Regions from separate parts of the Homo sapiens genome. Here region 1 is linked to region 2. The links are chromatin contacts, found by Hi-C or POLR2A ChIA-PET in ENCODE. All regions are on one chromosome and are shown on one strand. The core of a region is the stretch at or near the end of the contact, and the rest is flanking DNA. Distances in the headings are between cores, read along the strand shown.

Region 1 (3,125 bases), core at 626-3,125, 2.7 Mb after region 2:
AGTGTCTTTTATTGTGTGGCTTGGATCTGTTTAAAAAGTAGGTGGGTCATAAATAATAAATAAAGAAAACAGGTGATCAGGCTTAGGAGGCCCTCTGGGTTGTGCGTTCAGACAGTATCCAAGAAGTTTGACTTGGTGTGAAAGGGTGGGATTACATGTTAATGATAGCAGGGTTTAGATTCTACACTGAAAGGAAGCAGTTAGTGAGCCCTGGGAGGAGTTGAAGGAAAGCAGTTACAAAAATGGATGCTTCCCAAGACCCTCCATTAAGCCTCCTGGGATAGGTCCCCTGTCTGTCCCTAGACTCCAGGGTACTGCTGGGCACTTCAAGAGAGACAGAGAATTTGAATACTCATGAGTCTTGGAATGTAGGAATAACAATTCATCCGAACAAGCAAACATGATAGACAATTTTTTTTTTTACCCACTGAGGACATTGTGTCTAAAAATCTGATTTGTGCCCAGGAATTATCTGTATAGAATTTTCATTACTTTATAGAATTGATATTGCATAGTTCTGTAGGATAAGGATCTAGCACTTGAGTTATGAATAGCTCAGGATGACATAACACACAATGGTTAGTTGGACTGGATATGTCCATAAAGCTGAATTCTAATTCAACTATGAGCATCTCTGATTCTGCTTCTGATTCTAGGTGACTTTAATCCCAAATTGAATTTTCTGACATTTCTGTAAAATGGGGCATGAGAGAGCACGTCGGTTATGGGGTTTAAATATAAAAGAGTTAAGAGCTGAGAAGTGCCTCCTTGGTCAATTAAACCACACTGACATCCCGTTTTCCTTTTCTTCTTTTTCATAATTAGAGAGGAAGTGGAGGGAAAGGAAATAAATAACTTTAACAAAGTATGCCTAGTTTAAATGCACCAGGTCCCCGCTCTTTTATAAACTCATAATTCTCATTGCATCACTAATTTGAAATTAATCACAGCTCCTTGGTGTCTCAGAAAGCTTCCTATTGCTTTTCACTACGTAACTTTCCAAGTCTGTGTGTTTGGTACTCTAGGATGTTAGGCCACCAGAGGAAAGAGGATGTATCTTTTTTTTTTTTATACTTTAAGTTTTAGGGTACATGTGCACAATGCGCAGGTTAGTTACATATGTATACATGTGCCATGCTGGTGTGCTGCACCCATTAACTCGTCATTTAGCATTAGGTATATCTCCTAATGCTATCCCTCCCCCCCTCCCCCCACCCCACAACAGTCCCCAGAGTGTGATGTTCCCCTTCCTGTGTCCATGTGTTCTCATTGTTCAATTCCCACCTATGAGTGAGAATATGCGGTGTTTGGTTTTTTGTTCTTGCGATAGTTTACTGAGAATGATGATTTCCAATTTCATCCATGTCCCTACAAAGGACATGAACTCATCATTTTTTATGGCTGCATAGTATTCCATGGTGTATATGTGCCATATTTTCTTAATCCAGTCTATCATTGTTGGACATTTTCTTTTTGATAGTCGAATTCCCTTCAACGTCTAGCACAGTGCCTTGCACATTTACCCACTCAAAAAAAATTTCGTAAGGAATTAATAAATGAATCCTTAGGAGGAAAAGTGAAAATGAAGTTTTTCTCTCAGGATGAGGTGTATTTCTCCGTTCATTTCAGATATGCATCAGCTAGTCAGCGTAAATTGTGCTTTTTATATGCTCACCAGGTGTAGGTAAGAGCTTTGGCTGAGATGGAGAAATTCATCGCGGGAGGATAATAAAGCGGGCAGGGATTTGGCAACCTCAGAGCCGCGAGGAGGAGGCGGAGTCGCGGAGAGTTTGAGTATTTCCGTCCAATCAAAAGGAGACTGTAAGAGGAGGAGGAGGAGGAGATGACTGGGGAGCGGGAGCTGGAGAATACTGCCCAGTTACTCTAGCGCGCCAGGCCGAACCGCAGCTTCTTGGCTTAGGTACTTCTACTCACAGCGGCCGATTCCGAGGCCAACTCCAGCAATGGCTTTTGCAAATCTGCGGAAAGTGCTCATCAGTGACAGCCTGGACCCTTGCTGCCGGAAGATCTTGCAAGATGGAGGGCTGCAGGTGGTGGAAAAGCAGAACCTTAGCAAAGAGGAGCTGATAGCGGAGCTGCAGGTAAGGCGAGAGAGAGAAAATTGAGGTCTCTAGGGCAACCTCCATGGAAAAAGGCTGGCTGCGCCCAGGCCAGCGCGCCCCCCTCGCATGCACCCCGTATCAATTAGTTCCGGGGCCTCCTGAGATTGGGGGGTAGAGAAGAACGGGGGCGGGAGGAGGCAGAAAGAGGGAAGAACAAACGGCGGCGAGATGCAAACTTTTCTTTTAGTTTGCAACCGCGTCTTTCACGTTGGCATGCCTCCGCTAGCATTGCAAAGTGCGGGCTGCTCCAACTGGTCCTGCAGGCTGCTCGCGGATGCCAGCGCGGGATGCCAGCGCGGCGCCCCAGCGCCTTAGCGCGCAATTGTTCTGGCAGCCTCGCGCCGCCTCTCCCCCAACCCCCAACCGCCTCCGCGCGGGGCGATCGGGAGAGGGGCCCCAAAGTGGCTTCTTTGCGGGGAACCCAGGGACTGGCGATTCTTCCCAACCAAGTTCTGGGCCGCCCCGCCGATTCTAGCCTGCCTTGGCGGTGGCGGGGTTGGGGGGGTCGGGGGGCGGGGGGAAGCTGGCGGAGACCCAACCAGTCTGGTGGCTGCTGGGGCAGCTGGAGGGGAAGGCAGCCCTCGTAAGGCAGCAAACACGTACCCGCCCCTCGTCTGATGCAAGACTGCTCCGTGCTTTCGCCGCCCCTCTGCCTCCTGGGAGCCTTCGGAGGAAAGGGAGGCGGGCGGGGAGCGCTGGGGTCCAGATTTAGCCTCCTCCCCACCTTTGGTTTATCGCTGGTTGGGAGTGACCAGACTCGACTAGAATCCGATCCCAAACGCTCCCAGATGATTTATAGTCTTAGCAAATTTTTATCTCCTTTTGTTGTGATATATAATTAATCTACTTCAAATCTTTATCCACCGTGTTTGAAAAGGCCTGCTGGGCCTGGTGGCCTTGTCCGGAATATTTATTTTGTGAACTCTTCACTCCAGTGCCTGCACTTTCGACCTCTGTAGTCGACCCAGCTGCCCAGTCTCTACCTCACCTGATCCAGTATAT
Region 2 (3,521 bases), core at 640-3,139:
GCCTTATTAAGGTATAATTTAGATGTCATAGAATTCACCTATTTAAAGTGTACAATTCAAAGAGTCTAGTAAATTTAATCAATTGTGCACCCATTACCACAATCCAGTTTTAGAACAATTCCAACATATACTTTGCATTTGACCAGCTCCATACTGAACAAATTTATTGGATAATTAACCTGTGCATTTTAAGCCATCTAAATCTAGGACCCAGCCTAGACATTATTTTGAATAAATCAAGCTTTAAGGAAAAACAAACTCTAAACTTTACTCAAAATAGAGATCCATAAAGCACATTCTCCCAAGGTCTCTCCGGGGGTCTGTAGGCTAATTAACAATATAAATTTAAAATATAAATTAAGAATAAAAATTAATACACATACACCAATACATGTGTATATTTTGAAAAGTGTATGTTGTATAATTCATTATTATTTATTTCAATAGGCATAAGTTTTTTTTTAAGAGACAAAGTTTCACTCTGTCACCAAGGCTAGAGTGCAGTGGCACAATCACAGCTCACTGTAGCCTCAAACTTGTGGGCTCAAGCCATCCTCCCACCTCAGCCTCCTGAGTAGCTAGGACCGCAGGTGCCCACCACCATACTCAACGGGCATAAAAATTAATTTTAAAAATGTTTCCAGTTATGACCATCTTTCGTCCAATCTCAAACTTATTTTTTTCAATCTTGTAAATATGATGAGGTGGAATAAGTTGTCCAGGGACTTAACATTTTGATCTAGTATATTTTTAATTTATGGAAGAAATATTCCTCCTGTCTGTGATTTGGCTGTGCACACTTTTGTGAGGTTGGACTGGAGATACCGACTTGGGTACTTGCAGAGGAGGAGCTTCTTCCTTAACGGGATATTTAAGAGGCCCCGATTTTGCCTTGTTTCGAAAATTATTCAAGAAATAATTAATTACCATGCCCCTCTTTCTGCAAATCCTGTATTCATGGTATACTACCTCCAATACAGCATCTATTAAACATGTACAAATACATCATTTGCAAGAATAACAATCTTGGAATAATGAAAATGCTTCTACCTATTTGTTGTTCCTGTCTTATCTCTAAGTTCATCTAAGTTTCGGAAGGGTAGTTATGTATAAAGGAACTTCACTTTGGAAATTCCATTTTTCTCTAGTCCTAGAGAGTTACTGCTAACTCCATTCATTTTGACATTTAAATACTATTTTATATTGTTATTTAAGTGTTCAACATGTACTAGTTCAGTCTCCTCAAAATACTGAGTAAGTTCCTTGTGCTTAGAATAGTTGTTTCAAACTTTGTGTGTGTGAATGAATGAATTTTACATTTCTCAAGCACCTAGTCCACAACGGGCACAAAAAAGCTATTTAGTAAGTACTGTTTAATTAATAAATGATACCTCAGGTTTGTCTCCCTTCCTCCGGATCCCCATAACATGTACATTTATCACATCGCCCAGATTTCCTAGACATTACAGATTTTCTGTTCTACGGCCCCCATAAGAACAGTGCAGGTGCCACACCATATGTCTGGGACATATGGTCCTCAATAGCTGCAATATGAAACTATTTCTATTGCAATAAATCTAATATCTATTCCTCTCTGTTTACTAATAGTTTTGATTACAACTTCAAATTTTAAAAATCGAGGATGAAGTTAAATAGAAGGGAACTGTCCCCTTTCTTCTATTTAACCTCGTCTTCGATTTTTAAAATTACAAAAGCATAATAGTAAAAAAAAGTTTGACAATACAAAATGATAAAGTAAAATTCGCCTTCACCAAAAGTCATCTATTTCCCCTTCTGTGGTTTCCACGTTGCGGCTGGTAACTCGGGGCTTCCACGCTGGGCGAGCCTAGAGAACATCCAGTACACACAGGAAGCAGCAGCGCGGGCCAAATGGCGCTGAGACCTGCGCACCTGTCCACGGACCGCCCACTCGCCAACTCTGACCTTGGGTGAGTCTCTCAAACTTGAGTCTCGGAATCTTCCACAAAATGCTACCCATCTCACCAGGTCGAGTGAGGAGGGTCGTGTTATGTGTAAGCACTTTGTGAAATCTAAAGCACGAGGCAAACGTAAAGCATTGTAGGGGGTCCTAGAGAAGTCTTTGTGCCTGCCTATCAGAGCCGTTTCAGTTCCCCGCAGCAGCTTCCAAGGACCTCCCACCATGCCCGCCGCTTCGGCTCCTGCACTGCAAATCTCGCGGCTCGGCCTGCAGCGGCGGCTTCCCCTGGCCTCCCACCCCAGCGACTGAGCGCGGAGCCCAGCGCGCACGAGCGCCAGCCTGGCTCAGAGACACCCACGAAGCCAGGGCCTTTCAGCGCCTGCTAACTGGCGCTACCCCTAGGGCCGCCTCTCGGTTTTAAACGTAAACAAGAGTTGCCCTTCCGTCTTCCAAGACCTGCAAATCGAAGCTTCTTTTCCTCCAGAAGCCCCGCCACCTTCTAAGCTTCTCCCCAGCCTCAGCCACGCCCCAGCCTGCAAAAGCCGGGTCCTTTACGCCCCCTGGCTCCGTATTTGATTTCGGCGCGCGCCATACCTGAGGGCAGCTGTGATTGGTTGGAGGTGAGCGAAGTTCCTATATGATTGGCTGATAGCGGCTAGGACGGGTGAAGGCCAAGGGCGGAGAATTATGGGAGGGATTAAGACTGCAAGAGCTGAGTGATGGTTGGTTCCTGAACAAAGAGGGCGGAGTAAAAGGCGGAAGCAGAATTGGGGGCGGGGCTTTGTGGAACTTGGGGGACCCAGCGAAATGGAAGAAGTTAGGTGTCCAGAGCACGGTAAGGGGCTAGGGTCTCAGCGTCCCGGGGCCTGTTGATTTAGCGTGGCGTAATCGTTGTTCACTTTCTTCTCTCTTCAGGGACTTTCTGCTTTCTTAAGACCGGCGTCCGCGATGGCCCGAATAAAGGAAAGAGCTTCTACGTGTGCCGGGCAGACACGTGCAGCTTCGTGCGGGCCACCGAGTAGGTCTGGAGCTGGGCCCCACTCCCTGTGGCTGCCCGGGGCCTCCCGAGAGGAGCTTCCCGCTCCCCGCTGTCGGGCGTCACAGGGCCGAGGAGTGGTGGGGCCCTAGTTTGCGGTGTCAGGACCCTTTAAGCAATTGGTGATCCCAGGGCAGCGTGGCGTGTTCGGAAGACGCCCAGCTAATTCTGGCTGTGTGACCCGAGGCTGGTTACCCCCCTCTCTGGGCCGATGGTTCCCCTACCTGTAAAATTGAGGATCCGGTGTTTTCCAGCTCTGGGTTTCTATTCACTTGACAGGCCTTAACCACTCCCTTCTCCTGCCCAGACAGTCCCTCCCCCTTTAAAGGAGTAAGGACACACAGCAGACATAGTGGAAAATAATTTGTCCCTGTTTTGCACTAGTTTTAGGCCCGACGGTTTTTTTTAAATGTTTGAGCTTAAAACACTCTAGTGATTAGTTGTTAGCCTTCTTATTTTTAAGTAGGATTCTCTGCATCTAAATGGTGAAATTGATAATTCAAAGAAATTAGCGCTGGAAGAAACAACGGAGGGCCTGGCGCGGTG

Evidence for each region. Hi-C counts contacts between places; a loop is a spot of excess contacts on that map. ChIA-PET counts read pairs that join two places held with the same protein, here RNA polymerase II (POLR2A). Pooled maps may share reads with other maps.
Region 1: a map of OCI-LY7 shows a loop between it and region 2 (8-fold over the local background). The contact joins the promoter of PHGDH here to the promoter of CD101-AS1 in region 2. A Hi-C loop is called at or near these places in 1 of 168 maps with a recorded cell type or tissue (OCI-LY7) and 2 of 50 pooled maps. POLR2A ChIA-PET finds 5 or more read pairs at or near these places in 1 of 52 experiments (WTC11).

The regions. Positions count from the first base shown.
Region 1 is chr1:119,710,059-119,713,183 of GRCh38, forward strand. It overlaps PHGDH (phosphoglycerate dehydrogenase), which reads left to right and starts at 1,876. Exons shown (of 12, transcript NM_006623.4): 1 at 1,876-2,102. The coding sequence starts at 1,965. It overlaps LOC105378937 (a long non-coding RNA gene), which reads right to left and starts at 1,788. Exons shown (of 3, transcript XR_947757.4): 1 at 1,676-1,788. RefSeq lists enhancers at 1,668-2,197, 1,679-1,728, 1,869-2,148, 2,199-2,288 and a silencer at 2,429-2,528.
Region 2 is chr1:117,057,601-117,061,121 of GRCh38, forward strand. It overlaps CD101-AS1 (CD101 antisense RNA 1), which reads right to left and starts at 1,890. Exons shown (of 4, transcript NR_110786.1): 1 at 1,773-1,890. TTF2 (transcription termination factor 2) reads left to right here and starts at 2,726. Exons shown (of 23, transcript NM_003594.4): 1 at 2,726-2,774; 2 at 2,855-2,957. The coding sequence starts at 2,747. RefSeq lists a silencer at 1,797-1,846 and an enhancer at 2,267-2,426.